Regions from separate parts of the Mus musculus genome. Here region 2 is linked to region 1. The links are chromatin loops, found by intact Hi-C in ENCODE. Cell type or tissue: gastrocnemius. All regions are shown on one strand. Each heading gives the region's core, and the rest is flanking DNA. Links, peaks and the distances in the headings are about the cores only. Region 1 overlaps Myl10 (myosin, light chain 10, regulatory). Region 2 overlaps Cux1 (cut-like homeobox 1).

Region 1 (14,866 bases), core at 6,668-9,167:
AGTGCCAGCCCCCGCAGGCAGCTCTCAAGCCGATCCGGCTAGACGAGCTGCCATCTTGGCACGTCCCAAGACGCCCCGGGGCCCCGGGAGCTTCAAAAGGAAAATGAATGTTTCTTACCAGCAATTAGAGGAAATTATTTCAGATAGGAATCTTGTTTCATTATCTCCTCATCCTTGTTTCCCAATCCCCAGCCTTTGATTCCTTTCTTCTCCGGGGATTCTCAGAAGACTGGGCTCTAAGCCTGGCCCGCCTTCCGAGGCCTAATGAGCGCCACCGTGCTGCACCTGGCGCCCGCGGAGGCCACTTCTGAGGCTGTGCCTTCAACCCAGCCCGAGGTCTCCCAGGACGGCGGAGGGCAGCGCCCGAGGTGGGCAGTCGTGGGTGGGCCCTGGCCCTGGCTGCCTTTTCCGCTGCCTTAGGTCCGCTGCCTGGGACCACAGGCCTGGTAGGGTTGTGCTATTTTGGGTGGCTCCCTGCCCAGGGCTCTCGGGATGGATGAGAGGGCTGAATGGGGGCGCCCTCCACCTCCCGCAGATACATCCTCCCACAGGCAGCTTGAGGCCTTGCCCACCTCTTGCTTCGGTGTCACAGATAGGAGCTAGGTTGGTGACCCGGGTCCTACACATGCCCTTGGCCTGGCATCAACAAGGTCTTCTTTACCTGCGGGGTACGAGCAGCCTCTCCTCTGCCTCCTTTCCCAAGGACATAGCCGGATGCTACCCACGTGAACCTATAGTGCACCAGCGTTTAGGCAAAACCATCAACCCTGAGCTGTTCCCCGGGTATCCCTGAGCTAGCTCCCCAGGGAGTGGGTTCCATCTCCAGTTCGCCCAGCACCAGGTGGCCCAGGAGGGGTGTCCACAGCAGCTGGCGACCATGGCAGTCTGGATAAACGAAGAGGGAATCACAGGGTTAATTAGAAGAAACACCAGGAGGGCTGGTGTGCACAGTGATTGCCACACACTGGTGGGGACACTAGCTTGGTCCCTAAGACTGACAGAAGAAAAACTTGAGCATACACCCTTGCTACCCACCCCTGAGGGACTGGAGACAGGAGGATTCCCAGGAGGTTAACTGGCCAGCCAGTCTAGCTCAGCCAGTAAGCTGCAGGTCTCAGTATCAGCTCAGACCCCCAAAACATGGTGGAACAGGGAAGGGGCAGCATTTGCAGAAGTGGAAGTAAGAACTGGCCCCCTAAGTTGTCCTCTGACCTCAAGGGGTGTGCGCATGCACACACACACACACACACACACACACACACACACACACACGACCCTCAAGAGCATAACCAGGAAGCTATTGTGCTGGGACCCAGAACCACATCGCCAGCCTCCCTCTGCCTTATGATACCCTTACCGCTTAGAGGGAGGGGCCTAAAATCAACCATTCTTTAAATAAATAAATAAATAAACAAACAAATAAATAAATAGCTCTGTCTTTTTGTTACAAACCCCTAATGGCACAGCTCAGACTCAGCTGAACTTAGACTGTGGCTCTGTTAACTCTGGCTCTACATTCTGGATTCTGCATTTTTGCTTCCCCCAGGTAGAGGCCCAAGGGGAAAGGCAAGCCAAGAGATCAGAGGAAAGGGCCATAACTTTTGTCTCAACCTTACTCCTGTCTTGAACCTGTGCCTTCCAAACGCATAACTTTCACCAACCTCTAAATTTTGATTTAGGGGTATGTGTGTGTGAATGTGTGTATGTGTGTATGAGTGTGTATATCTGTGTGTGTGTGAGTGTGTATGAGTGTGTATATCTGTGTGTGTGTGTATGAGTGTGTATATCTGTGTGTGTGTGTCTGTGTGTGTATGTGTATATGTCTATGTGTGTGAATGTGTATCTGTGTGTCTCTGTATGTATATATGTGTGTGAGTGTGTTTGTGTGTCTGTATGTTTATGTGTGTGTTTGTGTGTGTGTCTGTGTCTATGGGTATCTCACAGACAAGAACATGGGAGAGTCCAGAATGCCAAGTGCTGGCTTCCCATCCACTCTGCCCCAAGACTCAGGCCAAGCATTCAGAACTGACAATGGCTGCTGTTATGGTTGGTTATCTTGGCCAGAGCTCAGAGAGGAAGCATTTGCGCCATAAGGAAAATTTGAAGTGCAGAGAAGCATCGAGTTCTGCTTGTGTTTGCATTCAAGCTTCCGGCTTGTAGTCTGTGCACAGTGCACGGTATGATTCCCACCTACCTGAGTCTGGAGCCTTAACTCTTCTTTACAAAAAAAAAAAAAAAGGCTGGGCATAGCAGCTCACACCTCTAATCCCAGCACTTACAGAGGCAGAGGCAGGAGGATCTCTGAATTTGAGGCCAGCCTGGTCTGCAAAGCAAGTTCCAAGACAGTGAGACCCTGTCTTGAAAAAAAAGAAAGTGTTTATTTATTTTTAGTGTGTGTGTGTGTGTGTGTGTGTGTGTGTTATATACCACATGTATGCAGACCCAGGGAGGCCAGAAGAGGAATCTGGACACACACATACACACACACACATACACACACATACACACACACACACATACACACACATGCACACACACACATGCACACACACATACACACACATACACACACATACACACACACATGCACACACACATGCACACACACATACACACACATGCACACACACATACACATACACACACATACACACACATACATACACACATATACACACACATACACACACATACACACACACATATACACACACATACACACACATACACACACATACACACACATGCACACACACACATACACACACATACATACACACATATACACACACATACACACACATACACACACATACACACACACATACACACACATACACACACACACACACACACACACACACCTGCAGCTAGAGTTACAGGTGATTGTGAGTCACTAGACGGAGCTTCTGGGAACTTAACTCGAGTCTCCTACAGGAGAAGCAGCCCTTCCTCACCACATGCTGCATCTCTCCAGCCCTGATATAAAGAGAGAGATGTGTCTCCCGTATGCCACGCTGGTTCTGAACTCCCCGGCTCTGCATTCCTGACTCTCTCACCTCCACCTCATCAGTGCTGATGGAATCCAGGCATCCCTGCCTGCTAAGCAAACCCCCCACCAACTGAGCAGCATCCTTAGCCAAGGACTTTTTTTTTTTTTAAGGATTCATTTACTTAAAAAAAAAAATGAGTCATAGGAGTCTTCCAAACAGTTGCCATCTTGTTGGCTTTTGTATAAGTCATCAGGCTTAAATGGCCAGAAATAAACCAAGTGTGAGGACACAGGCCTGTAACTCCCAGAACTCAGTAGGCTTAGGCAGGAGGAATGTGAGTTCAAGGCCAGCCTGGGATACATCTTGCGATTCTGCCTTCCTCTCCACCTCTACACCTCAGATCTCCCCAACTTCTGCAGAGGAGTGTACTGGCTATTGCCCCGGGGCTCCTCTTCTTGCCCCACTCCCTCTTTACCTGACCAATAACTTATTCACCTTACACTGGCCTTCTATGCCTCTGAGTCTCCAGGGCAGATGTCAGTGCCCAGCAGCAGACAAGCAGATCCAGTGCCTTGCAGGAGTTGGCAACCCAGCTCCCCAGGTGCCCACTGTAGCTCACAGCTTGGATCTCTACAATGTGGCATCCACTCCACAGACCTGCCAGCTAAGACTGCTGCTGCAGAAACATCAGCTGTGACTCGTGAACATGTTTGGCGCCCATCCTGAGTCACTCCAGGACCCACCTGGCCCCTGGCAGGGATCCAGCACTGACGATAATGGCTTTAGGGAGAACAAGAGGCCCATTCATGCATGGCACATGGATAGGGAGAGCCACTTTAAGGTCCATGATGTCATGGAAACCAGACAAGTGGCCCCTAGAAGCCTTTGATGACCCAGTATTGAGGACATAGTTACAAGTCTCGGGTTCCTGGGCTTGGCTGACATTCTGTTCTCTGAACAAATACTTGGGTGCTTATGGGGCAGTATGGGTACACCCAACCTGTTCCCTTTGGGGGGGGGCGCAGAGGTAATCAGTCAGTTCTGGCAAAACTCACTGGTGAGGGGCTGGCAAGATGGCTTTGCAGGTAAATGTGCTTTCTGCCAAACTGGATACTCTAAGTTTGATCCCTGGGGACACACACGGTGGAAGGCTAGATCTGACTTGTCCTTTGATCTCCACAGACATACCATGACATATGTGTGGGCATACAGACACATATGAGGTGGATAAACAATAAATGTAAAAATAAAACAAAATAACAACAACAGCAACAACAACAACAACAACAAACTTCATGGTGGCATTAGATTCCACCCCAGAATGTGTCCACTGAGAGCTAATGTCAGAGGAACTTTGCTTCTAGACTAATGTGTACCTGCATTTTGTCCCTTAATGGCTGCCAGCACCCCTGAGACCTAAAGAGAACAGCTAGAATCTACCAAAACTCCTTAGTCCAGAAACTGCTGGAGGCTATCAGGAACCCATACTGACCCATAAGAGAGGGCACCTAAGGAGCTGAGGAGATGGCTTAGTCAGTAAGGCGCTTGTTTTACAAGCATGAAGACACAGGTTCACTCCCCAGAACTCACATTAAAAAGCAAAAACAAAAACAACCTCCCCCCAAAAAACTGGATGTGGTGTTGCGTGTGTAGAATCCCAGTACTAAAGAAGTAGAGATAGGGGCAGGGTCCCTGTAGCCCACTGGCCACCCAGCCTACCTTAATCAATGAGCCCTAGGTCCTAGCATGAGACCCTGTCTCAAACAAGTAAGATCAGCAGTGCCTATGAAATGATACCCAAGGTTGACCTCTGGCCTCCACAGTCATGTGTACACATATGCAGGCACAGTGCACACACATCACATGCTCTCCACAAGAACATATCTCTCTCTCTCTCTCTCTCTCTCTCTCTCTCTCTCTCTCTCTCTCTCACACACACACACACACACACACACACAAGGAACCCAGACAGCCAAGCGACCAATTCCCTCTGCCCTCTTGGGATGGCTCCACAGCTCCACCCTTGAGGAAAGGCTAGCAACCTCTAGTGTTTCCAGTCCTTACAGGGCAAGGGCTGGCATCTCTCTGTGCATATCAGTGGCCTCTGTCACCACCTTTGCAGACTGGAGTATAAGCTCCTATCTGTCCCCTCTGGGGAGTCAATGCCCTCATATACACTCCTGGGGCCTTGAAGACTCCTAACCCCGTTCACATGACCATTCAGCACTGACTGGAGGCCCCAGATCCTGTCTTCTGATTCTGGGAGCCTCGCTTAATCCTTCTCCCACTCCTACCTCTTGAGCAGCTGCAGCAATGACAGGCTGGCTACTGGCTCCCTGACAGCCTTGCTCACCAGTACCTAGGCTGGTTTCCTTCTCTTCCAGCTATAAGCAGTTCTCTATCTCCTCTACCCTTGGGACTCTGCATATAAGAGTCACATCTCTGTCCCGAAAAAAAAAAAAAAAAAAAAAAAGCCACACCATGGGCTACTGACAGATGCAGTCTTTGCTTTCTGAACATATGTCACTCTCAGACAGCCTCTTGCTGCTTCCTGTCCACCAATTATACTTTCTGATGCGTCTTTTTGTCCACTCTGATGTCAACTGCTCTGCATCACTACACCTTTCCCACCGTGACCACACCAGCAAGAAGGCAGCAGGACAGCACCCTGTGAGCAGGAAGACAAGCTGAAGGCCTCGCACAGCAGGGTGCCTCGGGCAAGCCTTAGTTGGAACACGGAATCCCTTCCACAGGCCGAGAGCTAAAGCCTACATCCCCAGGTGGTGGTGCTACTTGGTGGGGGGGGGGGGGGGGGAAGCATTGGAGGAGGCGGGGCTTATACTGGAGGAAGTAGGCCACTGGAAGTGGATCCTTAGAGGTATTTTGTTCCCGGAACCCTTTTAAGGCTCCAGTAAGAAGAAGCTGCTGAGCTGGGGAAGGTGGGGTGGCGCGGACATGACTTCCAAGAGAGGTGGAATATCACCAAGCTGAATCAGGCTAGACTCCAGGATGCAGACTCCCCCACTGCTTGGGGGTGGGGTGCGGATGAGAATTGTCCCGAGCTCCTGGTTCCCATTGTATGTCCTCTACCTTCCCACCCACAGTAGCGTGAGAAGCAGGACAGGGCTTAGACAGTAGAAGCGGCCGAAAGGACCCTGACAATTCACTTGCCACACAGGAAGCCAGCCATCACAGAGAGAAGAGCTGTTCAGGACCCTGAGCTCCACTAGGGACAGATCTGGATCCAAACAGGTTACTTCCTCCCATGTCCATTGTGCAGGTTAGTTTTAATTATCAGCTTGTCACGTCCCAGAGTCACCTGGGAAGAGCGTCTCAGCGAGGAACTGTCTCATTCGGATGGACCTGTGGGCATGTTTGTGGGAGATTATCTTGACAGTGTTAATTGATGTGGGAAGACCCAGCTTAAAAGCGGACAGCACCATTTGAGGCCTGGACTGAGAGTAGAGAAAGCGAAAGCGGGCTGAGCACTACGCGCATGCGCATTCATCCCCCCACCCCATTCCCCCACACCCCAGCCCCACCCCCCGCTCCTGACTGTGGATGTGATGTGACCAGCTGTCTCCGGTGTTCCTGCCCCTGTGATGTCCCCATAGGATGGATTGTAACTCTGGGACCATGAACTGACATAAACTCTTCTAAGTTGCTCTTGTCAGATCTTTTTATTATCACAGCAATAGATGAAACTGAGAAGTGGGGTGGTGATGGTGCACACCTTTAATCCCAGCACCGGGGAGGGCAGAGGCAGGGGGATCTCTAAATTCAAGGCTAGCTTGGTCTATGGATTAATTCCAGTACGGCCAGGGCTACACACACACACACACAAATCCTGTCTCAGAAAAGAGAAAGAGAAGGTGCGCATGCATGCAAGTGAACCTTTGTCATGGGAAGCAGCCGGGGCTCGAAGCTGGAGGCTAAATCAAGACATGTGTCATGATTCTTGGAAGCCCCGGAGGCAAAGATGCTGAAGGCAGATGGATTTGTGGGAAAGTGTGCATCCAGCGGGCTTTGGCAATCCGGTGCCTTCTATCCACGTATCACTGCAGCCTCCATCCATCCCCTGGGTATCCTCAGTGTCCTTATCGCCTGAAGTTAGAGATGTAATTACAGGGCTGTGATGCGGTCTTGTGTGCACACAGTAGAAAGCTTAAAGACCACGCTATAAGTTTGCAAGCTATTTTTAAATGCATGTTTGTGTATGTGCATGTATGTGAGGGTGCATGCATGATCATGTAGAGGCCAGAAGAAACCTCAAGACTTCCTCAAGGATATTGTCACACCTCTCTCTCTCTCTCTCTCTCTCTCTCTCTCTCTCTCTCTCTCTCTCTCTCTGAGATAGAGTCTCCCATTGACCCGGTACTTGCCAATCAGGCTAGGCTGTCTGGCCATCAAGGCCCAAGAGTTAACCTGTCTCCACCTTAAGCACAGATTCAGTACCTGGCTTTTTACATGGGTTTTAGGAATGGGACTCAGGTCCACATACTTTCGAGGCAAGCTTTACTGACTGAGCCCAGCCCACGAGTTTTTTTTTTTCCAGGAAACTTAAAGAGGTTAAGGTCTGTGGTTCAGCAGTAACTGAGGCAGCCACAACTCTCATTCAGACTTGTTTGCCTCAAAATTATACTTTAAAACCCTGTGCTATGAGTGGCTGTGTTGACTCTAGAAGCCTGGGAGAAACAGAAGCCAGGCAAGGTGGCTCAAAAACCAGTAGATGGCGCTGTGGAGCCACAAAAGCGGTCTTTGTGCGTTCCATTCACCGAGGCCAACTGGAGTTTCTAACCCGGGCGGCCGGCAGCAAGTACCAGCTGAGGGTGCACATGGTGGGTGGTGGGTGGGACGCTCATCCATCTCTCTGGGGGGCGATATGAGGGCCCAAACAGGTAGTCAGTGACCTAGAGTAGACATGGCCTAAGAGGTTGTACTGGGGTTTCCTGACCCTATATACGCCCACTAAGATCCCCGACCTGTAACCCCATGAGACAGTCTCCTCAGTCCCCAGCCAAACAAGACACAGTAACTCTCTGAAGTTTGATGGGAGCCAGACTTAGCTTGTCCCCACCCTTGTGGGTGGACATTCCAATGAAGTTGAAGGCACAAGCTTTGAAGCTAAATTCTGGATTACCATAGCTCCACATGGCCTGTTTCTCCCACCCCTGCGCCCACCAGCCACTCCCATCCAGTGTCTCCATGGCACCAAGAAGTCTGGGTCCCAGTGCCCCACCCTCTCCAAACATAGACATTAGCACCCAGCACTCGGATAACAGGTCTTGAGTAAGGATGAGGTGTTGGGGCGGGCAGCAGCTGGGACTGGAGCTGGCTTCCGAGCCTTGTCCCAGAGCCACTGTCTGTGCCCTTTTGTCCTTGACTGCTGTGGAATCCATGATTGTAGTTGGATCATGGGAAGGCCAGGAGGGCGCTGAGGGTCGGAGTGTCAGAGCTACCCAGCCACCAATAGAACCCTGTCTTCTGAGGCAACTGAGCCAGGCTAATAGGCTACACAAGTTGAAGATATAAAAAGAAAGGTATGCCTCGACCCTGTCACGCCACTCTCAGGACACTGGAACCAGTCTCTTCATTCCCCAATCACATCCACACCCACACCCCACCCATACAACCAGCATGGGGTCAGCATAAGAGACCCCACAACAAACTAGGAGCAAGTATGAAGCACGGACGGTGGGCGTGGCTTCAAAAAACTTCACGGGATAGGCCCGTGTCATGTGCAAAATGCTTGACTCCATGGCCCTGAACGGGTATTTAATTCACCAGTAAGTTTATTTTACAGGATCAACTCCAAGCTTATGTTGATACCAGATCATAAACTACACATGCCCCGGAGTCTGTCTTTCTGTCTGTAAGCAGCCACAATTCCCTGGCTCCAACCAGACACTGTGGGGTTCAGGATCGAACCTCACTATTGAAAGAAAGTGGGCTCAGGAAGCTGGAAAGAGTACGTACTTCCCTTCTGAAGGACCCAAGTTTAGTTCTCAGCATCCATACCAGACAGAGCCCTCTTGTGGCCTCTCTGGGTACTGCACTCATGTGCACAGACACAGCCCCTCAAACATGCATTCATTTACATAAAAATAAATTAAAAAAAAAAAGAAATTTAGTGTCAAGACTAAAATGCTGATTCAGTGGGGAGTATGACAGTTCTGGAACCAGTGTTCCAGAAAATTCTAAAATGTCCTCTTTTAACAGTCTCTCCAGGACCTCTTCTCTAGAACTCACAAGCAAAATCTCAGTGATTCCTATTCCACTTTCGTGATTTTTTATTTTAATTAATTTACTTTACATCTCGACCACAGTTTCCCCTCCCCCCTCTCCGTCCAGTCCTCCCTGCCTTGCCTCCACTCCTCCTCCCTTTCTCCTCAGACAAGGGGAGGCCTCCCATGGATACCAACCAACCTCAGCATCTCACGTTGCACTAAGGCTAGGTGCATCTTCTCCTATTGAGGTGAGGTGAGCAGCCCAGTAGCAGGAAAGGGTGTGAAGGGAAATGACAGAGCCAGAGACAGCCCCTGCTCTCACTGTTAGCAGCCCACATGAAGACCAAGCTGCCCAACTGTAACATATGTGCAGAGGACCTAGGTCTGTCATGTTTGTCATTCTATTTTTTATTCTCACTAAGTATACATCCCATCTTTTTTACTAATATCAACGTGTGGATATCCATTTGTTTTCATTTATTTCTTTTTGGAGTGGCAGTGAGCAAAGCCACGGTCCTCACACATGTTCTACGACTGAGATGTGCTCCTAGCCGTACATTTATTTAGTTTTGAGATAGGTCTTCAAGGTGCAGCCCAGGCAGAGCAAAAATAAGGAGAGGGAGACAGTGGTAGAATTCCTGAGTGCCCCAGCAAGGGCTGAGCGGGGCTCACTGATAAACTGCTTTGCCTAGAATCCCCCAGTAAGGGGCTGGGTGTAGCTCAATGTAGACCACTGCCCTAGAACCCCCAAGTAAGTGACTGGGGGCGTGGCTTAATGACAGAGCCCTTACTTACATGTAGCGAGATACAGTCAGCTCCAAAGTTGCTATGGAGTCTCCATAATGGGGGTGCCTCCTGTCAGGCGAGGTCTGTCCCTCTTCTATCACGTTGTCCCACCGTCCTCAGAGGCCCCACCCTCTTGTGGTCAGCAGAAGCTCCCACAGAGATTGCCGCTTGCTCAGACAGCTTCAAACCCCTGGGGTTCATCCTGGAAGGGCCTTCAAAGGCCTTGGCCATTCTTGATTGGGCGCCAAGACAGAATCTGCTCTTGGAGACAATTTAGCCAGCCACATGGGTGGAAAGAATGTCCCTGCTCTCTTAACAGCGACCCCCTCTTGATTTATATGTGGGGCCACTGTCCGAAGGCCCCCGGCGGATGGATCTTGAGTGGAAAATGAGAGGCCGAGAGCCAGGCGTCTGGCTGGGCTAATTATCCTCAATGAGATACAGCTGGTTGGGGGAGCAGGCTGAGGCCCAGGGCAGGGCCAATTCCTTGCCCCAGATCTCTGGGGACCCAAAGGCCTGTTTGGGCTTGCAGCCCATCGCCTCCCAGGTCTGATTAGGGTTCATCAGGCATTCTAGGTGATCCAGTTTGGCCAGTTTTATAAGAAAAAAACAGAAAAGTGGCTTCAGTCTCAGATTCGCTGCTATCCTGAGCCATGATAGTCCCTAAGACGCCAAGATACACTTGAGTTCTTTCTTCATTCTTCTTATGGGACGACTGAAGAGTAGACTGGCCAGGTAGGCTTGGTGAAGCCCAAGGGAGGACTCTGGAACTGAATGCAGTACCAGGTTTGGCCACATGGGGCACATAACTCTGTAGTGGCCTCCATAGGGCCTGGCTGCAGCCCAGCTGCAGGCTGATTCTCTGGATATCCTAGGGTTGAATAGACTCTACCATATACCAAGCCTACATTTGGGGTCTAGGGGCATTGTAGTGATCAAAACTCCACTTGAATCCCAACCTTTTGGACTTAAAATTCCCCAACAGAAGTACCTGGTGGCTCAGTTAGCTGTCTCAGTAGGGAGAAGGTGTTTGTTGTCCATGAGCCTGACAACTTTATCCTAAGGAAGGACAAAAACAACTTCCATATGTGAAACAACTTCCTGACATCCACATGAGCATGCAAACAGGTGTGTGGACATCACACACACACACACACACACACACACACACACACACACACGAGTAATAATACACATTTTTAAGTATCTGATTTTCTGAAAGGGCTTTGACCTATTGCAGTTGTCAGGGCTGAGCTGAGCTGCAACCACATAGCCAGGCTGGAGTAATAGAGTGGAAGAAAGTTCCAAACAGAAGAACTAGCAAAGCAAAGGCCCTGTGTCCAGCGCGAGTGGCACAGACAGTAGAAGTACAGCAAGGTCTTAATCTGGTTTTAGTTGTTTTGCAGCACTGAGGATTGAACCCAGGGCTTTATGTAGACTAGGTGGGTGCTCTTCCACTGAGCCACGCCCCCAGCCCCTCCCTGGGGGATTCTAGGCAGAGGCTCTACCACTGAGCCACGCCCCCAGCCCCTCACTAGGGGATTCTAGGCAGGGGCTCTACCACTGAGCCACACCCCCAGCCCCTCACTAGGGGATTCTAGGCAGGGGCTCTACCACTGAGCCACGCCCCCAGCCCCTCACTAGGGGATTCTAGGCAGGGGCTCTACCACTGAGCCACACCCCCAGCCCCTCACTAGGGGATTCTAGGCAGGGGCTCTACCACTGAGCCACGCCCCTAGCCCCTCACTGGGGGATTCTAGGCAGGGGCTCTACCACTGAGCCACGCCCCCAGCCCCTCCCTGGGGGATTCTAGGCAGGGGCTCTACCACTGAGCCACGCCCCCAGTCCCTCCCTGGGGGATTCTAGGCAGGGGCTCTACCACTGAGCCACGCCCCCAGCCCCTCACTGGGGGATTCTAGGCAGGGGCTCTACCACTGAGCCACGCCCCTAGCCCCTCACTGGAGGATTCTAGGCAGGGGCTCTACCACTGAGCCATGCCCCCAGCCCCTCTCTGGGGTATTCTAGGCAGGGCCTCTCTACCTCTAAGCCACAGCTACACACAAGTTTTAACTGTTCAACTTGAGAGGGGGAGTCTTGTAAGTTCCTCTTGAATTCCATGCAGCTTGAACTGGTTTTATTGATCACCATTGTACTCTGGCTCAGAGAGCAGGGACAGGGAAGATTGAGGATCGAGGAAGTGAATGCCCCTCCCACACACACTTCCTCTTTAACCTGCCGGATCCCCTTTTGACCTCTGCACTGGTTGCCCATGTCCCTAGTGAGCTAGGGCCCCTGCAGTATGGCAGGCCAAGCTGTCAGACAGTCTCAAGTAAGGGGGTGTCAGAGATTGCCTGAGGCTCCCACTCCCTGTAGCCCTGGCTCTGTCTCCTCCTGTGGGACACAAACAGGTTTGACAAGTTTTCGGTGTAGACAGGGCTCCACTCATGACTTCCAGGAAAGTGAGTCTTAGAAAGCAAGGGGCAGCCAGGGCTGTGGTAGAGGAAGGATTCTTCTAGCAGCCTCAGCCTCTTCTCTAGTGGACCACTCAGTTGTCTCCCAGGCCAAGAGCTGCAGGCTGATGGGAGAACCTCTCTTGCCCCCTCTCCTGAGAGAATGGCAAAGGATTCCTATTTCCTAAGTCTGTCTGTCTGACTGTTTATCTGCCTTGCCCTCTCCCCTCCCCACCTCCCGTTGCTTTCCTTATTGGAGATAGGATCCTACAGGCCAGGCTGACCTCAAACTTGCAATCTTCTTGCACTGAACACTCGGAATGTATGAGACAAAATAAATCCTTCCTCTCTGAAGTTGTTCTCAGCCATCTTGTTACGGGGCGGGGGGGGGGGAAGGGGAGCCAGTTTAGTGGCTTAGGAAATAAAGGGGCTCTCTACCTGCTGCCAAGATGAGACCTTTATTTCATCCCCAGGACCCCGATGGTGGAAGGAGAGAAGCAACTCCCCTATATGTCCCTTAACATCTACGCATTCACACCCCCATACAATAAAGTAACTCATATTTTCCATTACTCCCTTGCAGACTTAAGTATAACACACACAGAGGAGATGAGACCTTTGTCGAGGTCTATGTGCCTCCAGAATCTTCCTCTGTCCTCGCTCTGATCTTTTGGTGTCTTCAGTGGTGTCTTTTGGTGAGCAGACGTTTTTAATCACAATGAGGTCCCCTTTAGCCCCATGTAGACCATCTTTGATGCCATGCGTGCAAGTAGAGAGCTCTCTGCCTACATTTTAATGTCCCTGAACCCATCTCCCCTCCTCCCTAACTTCGCTTCTGCCCGGCTCCTTCTGCCAAGTTTCTCCCTCTCGGTCCCACCCTCCATCCCACTCACACCCTGTCCCAGCTTTGGTCCATCTGAGACTCTTTCTCCCCACAGTCCTCACGACCTGCACATGAACAACCCTGTCTCATCCAGGAGACTCAAAGACGCTAGGTGCTCAATAAAACCCCCCCGCCAATGAAGTCAACGCCCTGTGGTCCAGATGAGGGGCATTACAAATGTCCATTACTTTTAAATATCAGCTCATCAGGAACAGCTGAGCAGAGCAAGGGAACCAAGAGTTTTGGAAAAACTAGCGTGGAAGGGAATGTTTCACCATCTTCCCAACCAGAGTGCTAACCACGCAAACATCACTCAGACGCACATCTCTGTGTTATTTATTCCCACTTCAGCTCCGGACTCCGGGGGTGATGGAGACTGTTTCCCTACCTATGATAGCCCTGTACTGCCCCCTGCCCACCCAACCCCATCTTGGCTGACTCCAGGTATGGAGGAGACACATCTAGTCCTTCTCCTCGCCGTGTGTGATGACGTAGCACAGATTCCTGTAGTCTAAGTTGCCACAGACATCTGGCGGGAAAGCTGCAAACATCTGCTTGACCTGGGAAAGGGAGTTGAGGGTTACATAGGGACTGTTGAAGAAAGGAGAAGTCAGAACAATGGATGTTATGGGAATGTCTACCCCCCCAAAAAGATCACACTCACCTCCTCCTCACTGAACCGGTCAGCCTGCGTCATAAGCTTTTCCTTAATGCTGTTGGTAGAAAGAAGCCATCATGTCTTGTGGAAAAGCTGCCTGGTGGCCACCCGGACATGAAGTTTCTAGAGGAGCTCTAGCCCAGATGATCCCAGTCTAGGGCTGGTTCTCCCAGCCCCAAGGCATCTCTTTGACCCCTAACTGCTTCTCTTGCAACCTCTACCCTCCTAGCAACAACCGGGAGGAGATGAAACAAACTTGAGACTCTGATGTGACTTGGAGACTTCTCGGATTTCCATGGTGTGCTAACAACTAATCTTAGATTCTTGGGAGGAGTTCTTTGTCATTGTCAGAGAGAGTGGAACCCGGGGCCTAGACCATGTAAGGCAAATGCTCTACTGCCCCTCACTGGGCAGGTGCTCTACCATTGAGCCACGCCCCCAGCCCCTCACTGGGGGATTCTAGGCAGGGGCTCTACCATTGAGGCACGCCCCCAGCCCCTCACTGGGGGATTCTAGGCAGAGGCTCTATCATTGAGCCACGCCCCCAGCCCCTCACTGGGGGATTCTAGGCAGAGGCTCTACCATTGAGCCACGCCCCCAGCCCCTCCCTGGGGGATTCTAGGCAGGGGCTCTACCCTCAAGTTGTATCCAGAGTCCTCACTACTTTCTGTTTTGAAACATCTCTCACTAAGTTTCCCAGGTTTGCCTCAAACTTACTTAGTAGCTGAGGTTGGTCTTGAATCTCCTGCCCCAGCTTCTATAGTAGCTGGAATGACCTGCCTGCCCGCCTGCCCGCCTGCCCTATCCCTGTCTTTTCCTTGATGCCTCTTCCAGCTTGTGGTTTTGGCTATTTGTGTTTGGCCTCCAGC
Region 2 (14,866 bases), core at 7,755-10,254, 450 kb after region 1:
AACAGAAAAGCCAAGTTCAAGTTTCCCCAAAGCCTCCTAGAGCCTCTGTTAAAACTTCTGGGTTCATGAATGTTTGGCGAGCCTGGATCAGGAGAGAGGCAGGCAGTCTGGCCAAGGCCGTCACCCTGAGCCGGAAGGTGGTTTCTCAATGGTCCCCACAGGTGACCACGACTTTGATTTTCATTGTCAGTTGTCTTTCTTTGCATTCAAAGTTGGTCAAAAGCATCTTTTGAGGCAACAGGTCTTTGCTATCACTGGAGGTGGCTAGAGGCCCCACACCTAGGCATGGGTTGAAGAACCCTTTACCCTCCCATGCCGGGAAAGGTGGAGAAAGGACTTTCCATGGCTGGAAATGCAACCAGCAAGAAGCCCCCATAGCTTGCTCAGCAGAGGGTGGGGGTATGTAGGACTGAACTCTACCTGGGGGCAGCAAACTTAAAAAAGAGGCTCATCCCAGGGACAGGCAAAGGGCCTGCTCACCCAGTAGGCAGGGCCGGATACCTGCCTTTACCCCCAAACAGTCCACTGAGCCCAAATCCAAATTTCTTTCTGTAGCGTATCTTTCCCATTCTTTGAAATCTGGGAGGGGGAGGGTCCTACTCATCTCTTTGGGGGTAAAAGTCCTCCAATAAAATTTCCCCATTTCCCCAAGGGTTTTTATTTGTCTTAGTCTATGCATTTCTCTTTCTACGTCTCTAGTTCTCTCCTCCCACCCCACCCCAAACACACACAAAATAGACATCTCATGTCCCACCCTCTGAGACCACCCTGCCTCAGAAGAATGCCGGACATTTGGGAGACATGAGAATGCATTTTTTTAAAAAGCCTTCAAGCATTTTGAGAGTAGCTTGTCATAAGCTGACAGTGGGGAGGAATCAGCTCCGTGACTTTCCTGAGTCCCTTCCCATAGGACAAGAGACCTAGCTCTTTGCGTTTGTGCAATAACTACTTGCTAGGAGAGCGGGTAGCACCACCCTCCTCTAGACTACTAACACACAGCACAAGACACATGTCAGCCCTTCCTAAGCCCTTCCCCCCATCATGTGTTACATTTTAGCAGTATTTACTTTTTTTTTCTGTCAGGCACTAAGTCTTAGGTGTTTATAGAGCTTGTGTGTTAATACAATCACAGATCTTTTTATTTTATTTTAATCCTCACCAAGACCCAATTGACCAAAAAGAAGCAAGAGGAAGAAAAAAAAATTGTAAAAGATGTCTCTCTCCTTTTTTTTTTTTTTTTTGTTTTTGTTTTTGTTTTGTTTTGTACAAGTAGTTTTGAGAAGCCTTGTGTTGCTGTGACCATCTCCTATCACAGTCTTGATTTTCTTGTGATTTGTTTTCGGCATTTAAAAGTTGGTCCCAGCTGGCGTGGGGGTGGGGGAGGCACCCGTCGGCCCCTCAGCGCCGTCCCTTGTCTTTGGTTAGCCATACGAAATGTTTGTTCTCTGCACTGTCCAACGGTCCCTATTATGATACGGAGAAGCAATATCACCGAAGCTCACACCATGTATTATTATTCACTAGCACCCTAGGTGTGATAATTGAAGTAAATATCTTTTATACAAACACAAGCGCGTGTGGGCTGTTTTTATTGAAGATTTCTCCACGCTGAGGAACAGCAACCGCCTCTTAGACACAGGTCCAATGGGCACCTCAGTCATCATTCACTCCCTGCAAGCCCTGTTGTCACATGGCTCTTAGATAATGCTGGGAGAAGCCTGGGTGTTGGCAGGTTCCTGTACCCAGTGAGCAGGCCCAAACGCCTGCCTGCCTGTCTGCTTGAGTCACTCTCTGCCCCTGTATCTTTGAAACAAGCACACACCTCGGGTCTCTGCCTCCTTGTCTGTCACCATGAAGGGACATCCTGGCCTGTCTTGCAGGCCTGTTACGAGGGCCACTGGTCTCTGCTGTGGCTGAGTGTGGCCCTCACCTCAGGATATTGTCAGGGATGACAAGAACAAAGATACATTGTCACCCCAAGGAGCCAGAGTTCTGTTATCTCTAGGGACCTCAACTCAGGGAGAACCAGGTTGGTGGCTTCCCTGCAGAAAAGAAGTTGGGATAAGACAGTTTAGGTGGAGCTGATAGTCATTAAAAAAATGTTTTTTAAATTCAGTGCATATATGGGTACATGGGTGTCACCTGTGGGAGACAGGGGGCAACTTATGAGAGTCATTTCTCTCCTTCCATGGGTCGAACTTTGGTCCTCAGGCTTTGTGGCAAGCACCTTTACCCAACGAGCCATCTTGCTGGCCTCACCATTGCCCATTCAGCTCTTAGGCCCAAAGGTTAAGAGAAGAGACGAGGAGGCGCTCGAGGAAGGTGCTTCTTTCAAGAGCGTCACTCGGTTACTGAGTTCTATGGGGAGCTGGCGGGGGCGGGGGGGGGGGTCGAAGTCATCATTCAGGGGTTGCCAAGGGATTTGAGTGACATCACGGGGTGTTTCCTGGGGGGCACCTGATGGGGTAAATCCTGCAGGGAAGTGTGGTATCTTTAGTCAGAGTTACCAGTCCTGTCTGGAAAAGGAGTGAAGCCTTATCAAAGGCCATACACATGCCGGCAGTAAGCCTGGGATTGTAACATAAAATGCTTATATACAAAAGGAGTATTCTCTCCATGCTGGAAGCCTTCAGCACAAATGTTAACAGTATTGGGATTGGTCCTTTTTTAAGACTTCTATTTACGCTATGTGTGTGTTTTGCCTACTCATAGATCTGTGTACTGTCCAGTTCTGCAAGCTCTCCTCCCCTCCGCCTAGGAGCCCCAAGCTTCATTCAGACACTCAAGGGACATAATTTATCAGTGTCATTGTCTCCAAGCACTAGTCCCCTTCCATTGGGAAATTATCCGGAAACCACCTGAGCCTTACAAGGTGGTATTGGATACATTTAGGGCTACTCATCAACTCAAACCTCTTACCTAGGTTTAGGGATGCCCCCACTTAAAAGTGTGTGTGTGTGTGTGTGTGTGTGTGTGTGTGTGTGTGTGTGTGTGTGTGTGTGTGTATGTTTTGCCCACATGTATATCTGTGTACCACATATATACCCGGTGCCTAAGGAGGCCAGAAGAGTGTATCATATCTCCTGGAACTTGAGTTACCAACAGTTGTGAGCTACCATGTGGGTACTGCAAACTGAACTCATGTGCTCTCAAAAGGCAGCCAGTGCTCTTAACTGCTGAGCCATCTCTCTAGCCCCAACCTCCCTCTTTCTAAAGATATCTTAACCAAAGCCATGGTGACAACCCATGCCTGTAATCCCACATTTTCTGGGCTAGGGCAGGAAGGTCAAGAGTGTGAAGCCACTGTTGGCAATGTAGTATAAGACCAGCCACATCTAAGTAAGATTCCATCTCAGAACAAAATATCTATTAACTGAATTGAATTAAACAATTTATGTTTCCCAGAAAGCTTCCCCAAGTGTTTTAACGTAATCTCTTATTGGCCTGGAGCTAACCCGGCTGCCTGGAGAGCCCCAGGGATCTATCTGCCTGTGTCCATCTCCCTAGCCCTGAGATTACAGACTCACCTCTGGGGCTGGTGAGATGGCTCAGTGGGTAAGAGCACCCGACTGCTCTTCCGAAGGTCTGGAGTTCAAATCCCAGCAACCACATGGTGGCTCACAACAAACCCACCTCTGTACCTGGCTTTTTTCTTTCTTTTTTTTTTTAAGATTTATTTATTATTATATGTAAGTACACTGTAGCTGTCTTCAGACACTCCAGAAGAGGGAGTCTGATCTCGTTACGGATGGTTGTGAGCCACCATGTGGTTGCTGGGATTTGAACTCATGACCTTCAGGAAGAGCAGGCGGCGCTCTTAACCACTGAGCCATCTCTCCAGCCCAGCTTTTTTCTTTTTTTAGATTCTATACATGTAGGTGTTTTGCCTTTGTCTATATACCATGTGCATGCCAGGTGCTCAAGGTGGCCATAAGAGGGCATTGGAACTGAAGTTACAGATGGTTGTGGGTCACCATGTGAGTGCTGGGAATTGAACCTGGGTTCTCCGGAAGAGCAGTCAGTGCTATTAACCAGTGAGCTCTTGCCCGAGCCCCACAGCTGGCTTTAAATGTGTGTGTGTGTGTGTGTGTGTGTGTGTGTGTGTGTGTGTGTGTGTGTGTGTGTGTGTATGGGTTTTGGGATGGTAAGCACTTTACCAACTGAGTACCTACTTACAGTCAGTTTAACTAGTTTGTTTGCTTGCTTGCTTGCTTGCTTGCTTGCTTGAAGGCAGGTGCCCCAGGCTAGTATGAAACTTGCTATATAGGTGAGGACACTTGATCCTCCTGCCTACACCTCCCAAGTGCTAGGCTTCTTGTCTCCTGGCATGTGCTGCGATACCCAACTTTGCATGTGTTTTTGTAGAGCTGTTTTATAAACTGCCAACTTGGGAGGCAAAAGTGGATAGAAAGGTTCCAGGCTGCAGCTGGGAGACTCACCCACTGTAGGCACGTTGCCAGCTCTCCAGGAATAGGCTTTATACTGCCTTCTCTAAGGATAAGTGGGTCTGAATCAAATTAGAGGCTTTAATGCAGTGGTTCTCAGCCCCCCTGGAGGTCGCATATCAGATAACCTGCATATCAGATACATCATATTCGGGACAGTAGCAATATTACAGTTATGAGGTGACAATGAAATCATGTTATGGTTGGGGGTCACCACAACATGAGGATCTGTATTAAAGGGTCGCAGCATAAGAAAGGTTAAGAACCATTAAGGCTTAATAAGATGCTCTGAGAAAGTACAGTTACAGATAGATATACAGGGAGGGAGTGTGGAGTAGGGCAGTATATACAAGAGAACTGTCTGTATGCATTCTGTCCACTGCATTTGACAGAACATCTCAGGGGCTGGCCAGCACTGGTGAGAGGACAAAACCCATTGGTCCCATGGTTCACCATGGTTCCCATAAGGTGGCAGAGAGCTGGGTCTGCCATTACTAAGCCATTCTAGGAGCATGTAGGGCCAGAAATGGTGGGGCTACAGGTGTGGCTCAGCAGCAGAGCACTTCCTCAGGATTCTCCAGTGAGGGACCACAGGCTCAGTGGTAGAGCCCCTGCCTAGAATCCCCCAGTGAGGCTGGGGCAGGACTCAGTAGTTGAGAGTTTGTTTAGCATATTTGAGGCCCTACATTCAATTCCCAGGACTGCCAGCCTAAGATGCAATAGAAGACAGCAATGACTAAGGCTTTGTCTGAACCACTGCTAGATAGCTACAAAGAGTTGGCCAGGACACATAGGGCCAAGAAGCAGAGGCTGGTACTGGAGAAAGCAGATACCAGGAGGAAAGAGAAGCAAGTTCAAGTTCAGACCTTCTAAGACTGAGATACATGTTAAATACCAAACTGAAGGCCACTATGAGTCTGAGGTCAGCTGAGTAAGACCCTGTCTCAGAGACAGACAAATGGACAAGGGAGCTATACAACAGATAACCCCAGGCATATAGATAAGGTCTATGATAACCAGCAGTGATAAGAAAGAAAGAGTGTGTGAGACCTTTGCCCGAGTAGCACTCAGAACTTAGCCGAGAGCAACAGCAACCAGGCCTCCTGGGGAGCGGCTGGCAGAGTTGAGTACCTGGTGCTCACTGCTGATGCAAGATGCTGATGCAACTTAGCCATAGACAGGGCTTGTGAGTGGTAAGGTAGTGTACAGCAGAGTCCAGTTGGTGATCTTAAGGAGATAGGCATTGGAGAGTAGACAGGTCCCTTTAGTGGGACCAATGGGGGCGATTTGTTAAGGGCATTTAACAAGCACACTGGGGCATTTGCAGGCAAAATAACTTGGTAGGCATTCCTCAGTGTTCATGAGGCCTTGTAGATTCAAGGTAAAGGCGACCACAATGTGCATTGATTAGCTACCCCACCCCCACCCCACCCCTACCTGGCCTGCAGGAAGCTAATTTAACACAGCAGAGTCCCCTGCCATCAGAATAGCCATGACTACAGCACTATGCCTCTCTGATCCTACTGTGATAACGTTCTTGCACTTGACCAATCTGCAGCCTCCTTGTGTCTTGATTCTATTCCCCATTTTTATTTTTATTTTTATTTTGTGGCGCTAGAGATGGAGCCATGAGCCTTGTGGGTGCTAGGCAAGTCACATCCCTAACCTCTCGCTAAGGGCTTCTACACAAGTGTCCTATGGCCGAGCTACAACTCCAGCTCTCCGTCAGTGGGGAATTCCAGGTCACAGGCTCTATCACTGAGCCACACCCCCAGGCCCCCAATGGATTAGGGGTTGGGAGAAAGATTCTAAGCAAACACTGACTGCTCTAGCCGTGCTATAGCCTTGGTTAGCCCTTGTTTTATTTGAGACAGGGTCTCACTGTGTAGCCCTGGCTGGCCAGGACCTCGCAACCCTGCTACACTATGATTACAAGTGTGATATATCACACTCAACCCTTCATGCCTCTGCTTTATATCAGAGTCTGGCCTCCTTAGGTCCCAGCCTTGATAGTATTCCTCTTTCTTTACCTCTGTGAAATGTACATCCTTAGGAAGCCCTTCCAGATTCTTCCAGGAGACGAGGTTCCACAGACCCTTGTAGGGGGTAGGAAGTCAGCCTTCCCCCCCCCCAACCCACCCCCCCGACAGGCCCTCATCACACTCTACCCAGTATACTCCTTGCTTCCCAGCACCTTCTTGCTCAGGAATGCTACCCACCACTGGACACCAACTCTCTCCTGTCACTGCAGATGTGCAAAGCTCTTCTTCTACATTCTGGCTGGTCTGAGCTCCCTGTGTGAACCAAACCATACCCTTGCCAACAGCTCTCCAGCCCTCAGCTCAAGACACCACGCCCTCTCTTTATTCATGGGCTGTCCCCCTACCACTGGGCCTGAACATACTCCCTCCAAGAGTTCACACCTCACCTACCATTCTTGAGTCTTTGCCTTTCCCCGCCACACTGCCTTCAGCCACCCTAAGCCAGGGTCTCTCCAGCCTCCATGTGTAATCTCAGATCCCCAGATCCAAGGACTCCCTAGCCAATCACAGGTGCTTCACCCTTCACGAGCCATGCTGAGCTGCTGCCCACACCTTCCCCATGTGAGGGTTCCAGCTTCATATACTTCCTCTCCTGAGGTCAAACGCCCCTCCTACTGTCGCCCTGAAGTTGACCTGCCCAAGTCAGAGAGTTTGCCCAAGGTCATGAACTCCCTAGAGAGAAAGCCTAGAATTCCAGCTCAGGACCTTCCCTTCCTGACACATGGCCAAAGCACGTTGGTATACATGCCCCTGCCTCCAACCAACAAGGCAGGCTCAGCCATCATTCTCTCTAAGTAAGATCCAGCAGGGTGCTGTACAAGTTACTTTCCTCATTGCTACAACAAAATACCAGACAAAAGGAACTTAAGGGAGGAGTGTATTTGGGCTCAGAGTCTAATCCTTCATAGCAGAGGAGACATGGCGTCAGAGAGAGATGAGTGTTGGCGCTCAGCTCATTTTCTCCTTTTCATGCAGAGTGAGACACCAGGCCATGGGATGGCACTGCCCACATTCAGGGTGGGTCTTCCCTCTTCGGTCAACACGGTCTAGAAACCCCCTCACAGATACACCTGGGGGAGGTTTCCTAGATGAGTCTAGACCCTGTCAAGTTTGATGTATGTTATTCTCATCACAGGTGTCAGGCTTCTCCTCCCTGTGTGGAGTGACAGGTGGCAACACAGAGTACCCTAGACCCTGTCCCTTCGGACTCACCCCACAAGCTCCCTGCCCTGCTCTGCCAGCCTCCTGTTCAGCACGCCTGGTCCAACCACTCAGCATCCCCCAAAGCCATGTCTTCAGGGACTGCCCCCACCCCACCCCACCCCCAGACCTTCATCCCTAACCAAGAACCCGTCACTGCTGCCACACTATCAGGGAACATTTTCAGCCACAGTGGCAAGATCTCAGGCCAGCCCAACACATTGTTCACTGGCGAGCAGGCCCTGCCTCCAGCTGACCCGGGCCAGCCTAAGGCCTGAGTGTCTGCTCTTGGGGCGCTTTATATGTGGCCAGCATGTCTCTGCTCCTCACAAGGACCTGCCTTCCTCCCACTCCCAGCAACCCTCTTGACTCGCCACACCTCTTCTGTGTCCATGGGCACCTCTGGAAGTCTTGAGTCATTCCCATGCTGAAATGGCCACAGACTGGTGACAAATAAGACAAGTGGGCCAAAGTGTCTCATCCACACCCTAGGCAGCAGGGTTCCCTGGGTCCCTGGTAATCCCGTGATAATTTGCACACTTGTAGGAACCCACGGTCGCTCAGGGTGGGTAGCGGTTGTTTCAGTATAAGTTCCCTCAGCCCCATGCCCCTAGCCCAGGGCACAGGTCCTTTGGTATGGGACCAGTTGGTGGATATTCAGAAACTGAGCCAATCCCTTCCTTCCACCTGTCTGTCTTTCACTCTGTAAATGATACCCAGAGCCCTGTTGGCTTTCAGTGGCTGTCTTCTCCCTCTGTCTTGATGCTTCTGTCTATCCGCTCTCTTAAATTTGCACCATTCAGTGAGGAGGTAGATTCTACAGTGCTTCCACTGGCCTGGGTCAAAGGATTATGCACCAGGCCAGCAGGCCATGACATTGGTCCCTCTCCCGACGAGGGTCACCAACGCCTAAACTTAGTCTTGCCCTCCAGCCTGTCACCTCCTTACTTCCATCAATCCCACCTAACCTTGTAGCCCAATAGAATGACAGCCATTCAGAGTCTGAGCAGTGGGGAGCGTGTGGGAACAGGCCCAGAGTGTCCTGTAAAGCCTGTGCCATCCGTCTCTCCCCATGGGTCAGACCATCAGGGTGCAGAAGGGGGTGCTCACTGGGGTAACAGTGAGCCACCCTCAGCCCAGGGCCCAGAGCCCAGCCCGCATGCTCACACACTCCTGCTTGCCAGACGAAGCACTAAAGCTAACCAGAACTTAAACAGTTTCCTGTCAGGACAGGAGCCTTGGGACGTCTGAGAGTACACTGCCCCCTGGTGGTCATGGGCGGGACTTAGAATAAAATTTATTGTCAGGGCTTTGTTTCATTCATTTATTCACTTGTTTAATATGTATAAGTGTTTTACCTCCATGTGTATGTGCACCACATGTGTGCCTGGTGCCTGCAGAGGTCAGATAAGGGTGTCGGGTCCCCTGGAACTAGAGTTACAGATGCCACCATGTGGATGCTAGAAACTGAACCTAGGCCATCTTGCAAGGACTCTTAAAGACTTAGCCCATCTCTCCAGCACCCTCCTGTAACAGGTTTTGCAAATGAAAGACAGAAAAAGTGATGCACCTGCCAAAAAGTGGAGGTACAAAGAACACTCAGTGGAATCCCCAATTGAGGGGCTGGGGGCGTGGCTCAGTGGTAGAGCTCCTGCCTAGAATCCCCCAGGGAGGGGCTGGGGGCGTGGTTCAGTGGTAGAGCCCCTGCCTAGAATCCCCCAGTGAGGGGCTGGGGGCGTGGCTCAGTGGTAGAGCCCCTGCCTAGAATCCCCCAGTGAGGGGCTGGGGGCGTGGCTCAGCAGTACAGAGTTTTTCCAGCATGTTAAATGTTCAAGGCCTTGGGTTCTATCTGTAGCATCAAGAGGAGAGGGAGTAAAGATCAGTAGGTGCTTTCTTGCTAAAACCCTGCTCTTAGGAGAAAGAACAGGGTTACAGGTCAGGGGACATTGGGTGGCCAACCCACTATCACACTACCTTTGTCTTCACCATTGCATCTGAGGTTGATGCAGTGGAGACTACAACATGCGTGTGGGGCGTTCTCAAGTTGGGACAGCTCCCTGCCTGGCCCAATGTACCTCATCCCCTCCTTCCTCCGAGTATCCTGGGGCGCCAGGCTGTGGGGCAGTGCGGGTGTGGAGGAAGCAATCAGAGCCCTCGGGCATTCATGCTTTCAAACTTGGGTTTGTCTGCAAGGTACCTAGGATCCCTGTGTCCCTGGACTCCTCTGATGGCCGCATCTTCCTTTCACCACAGGGCGCTGTGCGGAGCTGCAGATCCACCTCACTGAGGCCACAGCCAAGGCTGTTGAGCAGAAGGAGCTGATCGCTCGCTTGGAGCAGGACCTCAGCACCATCCAGTCCATCCAACGGCCTGATGCCGAGGTGAGCCTCCCGCCTGGCCTGCTCACTGCGCACCCACTCTCACCCCCGTGTGTGTCGCGGAACCCAGAAGTACTGACTTTCCAAGTCTGCAGCCATCTCCCTGGCCTCCCCACGGGGTTTTATTGCCCCGTGCAGGCCACCTTTTTTCCAACCTCACGGCTGATGCCACATGGTTTACTCTGACTAGTAGACAGCACCGTGAGGTCGGCACTAGCTTGTGTCCAGGCACTAAAAGTTCTGGTCAGAGGCAAAGCAAGGTCACACGGGCCCAGCTGCATAGCTGATGGACCCTTGTCCTGTGAACACTGGCACCTAAAGGGGCCACTTGTCCTTTTGATTTTTGAGGCTTTTTTTTTTTAACATATGGCTATTGCCTGCATGTATGTCTGCACTATGTGCATGCAGAGTCCAGAAAAGGGCATCGGATCCCCGGGAACTAGAGTCTGGGACATTTCTGAGCTGCCCATGTGTGGATGCTGGGAATTGAGTCTGGGGCCTCTAGAAGAGCAGCCCCTTAACATCCTAGCCATCTCTTCAGCCCCTCATTTTAATTTTATTAAATTAAATGTATTCATTCATTCACTTGTTCATTTATTCATTCATTCATTCATTCATTCATTCCTATATGTGTATGAGAGAGAGACAGAGACAGAGTAACCTATCAGGGCTCTTGTGGAGGCCAGAGGACAACTGGCAGGAGTGAGTTCTCTCCTTCCACCGTGTGGTTCTAGAGACTGACTTACCTGCTGAGCCACCTCGCTGGCCTGCCACCTGTCCTATGAGGGATGAAAAACCATGCTGGAGAGGGAAGCCGGAAGACCCTAGGTCACAGTAGTAAAGCCTTACACACCAGGGCAGTGTGTGGCCAGGGGGGAAGCAGGCTGCCGGACCCCGGCCGCCAGAGCTGCAGTGGGCCCTGTGCACACGCTGTGTCTGGTCCAGGCCAGCAGACTCACGAGCTCCAGCTCCCACAGTGACACTGCCCACCCTGGAAAGTCCCCCACCGTGCTGCAAATAAGGCTTATCTTTTCCTTTTTACCCTGCAGGGAGCTTCCGAGCAAGGCCTAGAGAAGATTCCAGAACCCATCAAGGAAGCTACAGCTCTGTTCTATGGTGAGGAAGGCCTGGCCAAATAACACTCACCCAAGGAGTTAGGGGCCAAGGAAAGCCCTTGGAGCCTGTTAGGAACTCAGATTCCCAAAGTTTATGTTCTCCCTCCAAGCAAGAAGGGGCCTGTCCCAGCAATGCAGCCTCTGTCTCTATGGCTTGCCAGTGACCTCAGGAAAGGGTGCTGTGGGCTGCTCCTAGCTCCCCAGAGCCTTCAGCGTGCCCGTGTTTCTCTGGCATTCCACCCCCACCACTGTCACCATCTCCACTGCTGCATTTGGAGCTATTGTAGGACATCACAGATCTTAGATGGGGCACCCCCACCGCAGCTCACCAGACATGATGCAAGGTCCCATTTAGCTCAAGTCATGGGAAGGAAATGTTGGGACCTGGCTCTCTGTCAGTACAGATGGGGGCAGGGTACCACCATGACACCCAAGCCGTTTCCTGCGATCTCCTAGGACCCTCAATGTCATCCAGTGGGACCCTTCCAGAAGGCCAGGTGGACTCCCTGCTTTCCATCATCTCCAGCCAAAGGGAACGTTTCCGCACCCGGAACCAAGAGCTGGAAGCCGTGAGTCCCACCCTACTTCCTGTTCCCCGTAGGCTTCAAATCTGAGGACACAAATGTAGAAAGACATAGGCTTGGGGAAAACAACAGATACTGAACTGGCAATAGGATTAGATGTACTCCATGCAGTTGAGACTTCCTGGAGGAGGCTGTGCCACTTTGGGCTTTAAGAAGTATTCACGAACTCAAAGTAAAGAACACTGGGGATTTTTTTCAGGGTTGGAAGAAGGAGATATAGAACACAAGACCCAAGGGTGGGCACCAGACTGCCTGGAATACCCACAGATGCTATGAGCAGGAGTGCAGTAGAGTGTACCTGGGCCACTCAGGCACAAAGCCACCGGGTTCAACCATCCACAGAGGAAATCTGCAGCACGTTGGAAAATGGGAAAAAAGAATGGATGGGAGAGAGTATGGCTGACCCCAATAAGAAAGGATTTTATGCCAGGACTGGTGGCACAGGTCTATAATCCCATTTTCTGAAGAGGCTGAAACAGAATATCTTAAATTCAAAGCCAGCCTGGGCAATTTAGAAAGACCCTGTTTCAAGAAAAGAAAAGGCTGAAGATATAAGTCAGTGGTAGGGCTGGGATGTGCCTCAACAGAATAGCCCCTGCCTAGAATCCCCCAGGGAGGGGCTGGGGATGTGGCTCAGTGGTAGAGCCCCTGCCTAGAATCAACCAGTGAGGGGCTGGGGGCGTGGCTCAGCAGTAGAGCCCCTGCCTAGAATCCCCCAATGAGGGGGCTGGGGGCGTGGCTCAGTGGTAGAGCCCCAGCCTAGATTCCCCCAGTGAGGGGCTGGGGGCGTGGCTCAGTGGTAGAGCTCCTGCCTAGAATCCCCCAATGAGGGGCTGGGGGCGTGGCTCAGTGGTAGAGCCCCTGCCTAGAATCCCCCAGGGAGGGGCTGGGGGCGTGGCTCAGTGGTAGAGCCCCGCCTAGAATCCCCCAGGGAGGGGCTGGGGGCGTGGCTCAGTGGTAGAGCCCCTGCCTAGAATCCCCCAGGGAGGGGCTGGGGGCGTGGCTCAGTGGTAGAGCACCTGCCTAGAATCCCCCAGGGAGGGGCTGGGGGCGTGGCTCAGTGGTAGAGCACCTGCCTAGAATCCCCCAGGGAGGGGCTGGGGGCGTGGCTCAGTGGTAGAGCACCTGCCTGGCATAATATAAGGCCTTAGGTTCCATCCCCAGGACTAAAAGCAAAAAAGATGGGGTGTAGAGGAGGAGAGGTTTGGGAGGGGAGGTCATGGTTTCAGACCTTTCGATATGTTCTGGGTTAGCATGGTTGCCTTGGGCTGTGGCCAGGCAGCATATCATGGAGACGCATATGATAAAGGCAAGCTGCTTATTTTATGGCTGCCAGTAAGCAATGAAATAGGAAGGGTTGGAGTCTCCGTATTCTCTCCAGGTGCACACCTCCAATCGCATAGCTTGTTCCCATGAGGCCCCGCCTTCTCAAGGTTCTCCCCTCTCAATACCCCCCTAGACTGGAGAATAAGCCTTCAGCACACAATCTCTGAAAGGCATAAGGATCCAAAACATAAGGCTGGAGAGGTGGCTCAGAGGTTGAGAGTACTTACTGCTCTTGAGGAGGAGCCAGGTTCATTTCCCAGTTGCCTGGCAATCCACAACTGTCTGTAACTTCATCCCCAGGGGAATCTGATACCCTGTTCTGGCCTCTGTGTGAGCCATATACTCATACACATAAAATAAAAGTAAATCTTCTTAAAATGCCATTTTAAATGACCCAAACATAACAAATAGAAAATTCAAATATGAAGAAATTGACTTTCCTGCAAAAAGACTTTCTAGCTGGGGCATCTGTGAGGAGAGTCAGCACTTCAGGCCCATGAGAGGCTGGGGAGATGCTCAGCGGGTAAAGTGTTCACTGTGCAAACATGAGGACCTAAGTTCAATCCCCAGAACCCATCTCTAGCATCCACAGACACACACACACTTTTACATGCAAATATTCACACACCAAGACACAGAAAAGGCCCCAGGCAAATGAAGCCCTCACATCTCACCTTTGTCCATCTTTGCCCTGCCCCCATTCCCAGGAGAGCCGCATGGCCCAGCACACCATCCAGGCCCTGCAGAGCGAGCTGGACAGCCTGCGCGCTGACAACATCAAACTCTTTGAGAAGATCAAGTTCCTGCAGAGTTACCCTGGCAGAGTGAGTCCCCCACCCCCACCCCACACGTGCTCCTCTTCTTCCCAGAGAAACTATGGATGGCGTGTGGGGCAAGATCAGGGAGCGTTAAGCAGTAATCCACTGGGTGGTCAGCACCAGGGGGACCCCCAAAGATACACACCTCCCTTCCCACCTGTCAGCTGTCTGCTCCGTGCATAGTACCTGAAGATGGTGGAAGGCAGACATGGGAGGCTCACTAATTGGAGTCCAGCCTAGACTTCCTAATGAGACTCTGTCTAAAAAACGGATTACAATCGTTGGAGAGACACTATTTTCTGACTTCTGTGGGCACTGCACACGTGTGGCACACACACATACATGTAGGCAAACCACACATACACACAAAAACTACATTTTAGAAAAAAACAAAAAATATAAAGACCATCTATAATGCACACCCCAAAAACAATGAACAGAAAAGGCTAGAAGCCTGTTTGTTGTGGTGGCTTTTTCGAGGCCCCAGGCCTCCCAGGCAGGGTCCACCATGCACACAGAAACCCCTTCCGCAGCTCAGGGAAGGCAGAAGGTAGGAAAAGAGCTGGGGGAGATGGCTCCAGGGGTGAGATGCTTGCCATGCAAACCTGTGGACTAGAGTTCAGATCCCTGGCTCCCACGTAAATGGCAGCTAGGCGTGGCAGCCTGCCTGTAAGTCCAGAATTCCGAAGGCAGAGGGGCAAGCTTTAGCTCGGCTAGCTGTAAAGACAAGCTGTAGTTCGAGCGAGAGCTCTTGCCTCAGTGAATAAGTGGAGTATAATCGAGGAAGACTCCTGACCTCAGGGCCTCCGTGCTTGCACATGTACGCGTGCATACGTGTGCACGCGCGCATGTACACAGAGACACAGAAAAGAAAAGAAACTGAGGGAGAGAGGAAGCTGGGATGTCTGTGGCCTTAATAAGACCCATTCCCACCCAAATGAAGCAACAGCCCTCTTTA

What was found. Hi-C counts contacts between places; a loop is a spot of excess contacts. Peaks named below come from ENCODE experiments on the same cell type or tissue, not always from the same donor. Only the 100,000 strongest peaks of a DNase experiment are listed, where the experiment ranks them.
Region 2: it touches region 1 in a loop (6-fold over the local background); 19 of 42 quality-filtered maps call a loop at or near these places.

The regions. Positions count from the first base shown.
Region 1 is chr5:136,699,888-136,714,753 of GRCm38, reverse strand. Myl10 (myosin, light chain 10, regulatory) reads right to left here. Exons shown (of 6, transcript NM_001303021.1): 5 at 14,004-14,052; 6 at 13,660-13,899. The coding sequence ends at 13,801. Among named protein-coding and RNA genes, the nearest start is that of Myl10, 14 kb to the right of the region's middle. In gastrocnemius, for the core only: a CTCF peak has its summit at 9,033 (motif pointing left); DNase peaks (open chromatin) are centred at 7,738 and 9,012.
Region 2 is chr5:136,253,115-136,267,980 of GRCm38, reverse strand. It overlaps Cux1 (cut-like homeobox 1), which reads left to right. Exons shown (of 23, transcript NM_001291234.1): 23 at 1-1,571. Among named protein-coding and RNA genes, the nearest start is that of Gm30408, 15 kb to the right of the region's middle. In gastrocnemius, for the core only: a CTCF peak has its summit at 8,961 (motif pointing left); a DNase peak (open chromatin) is centred at 8,905.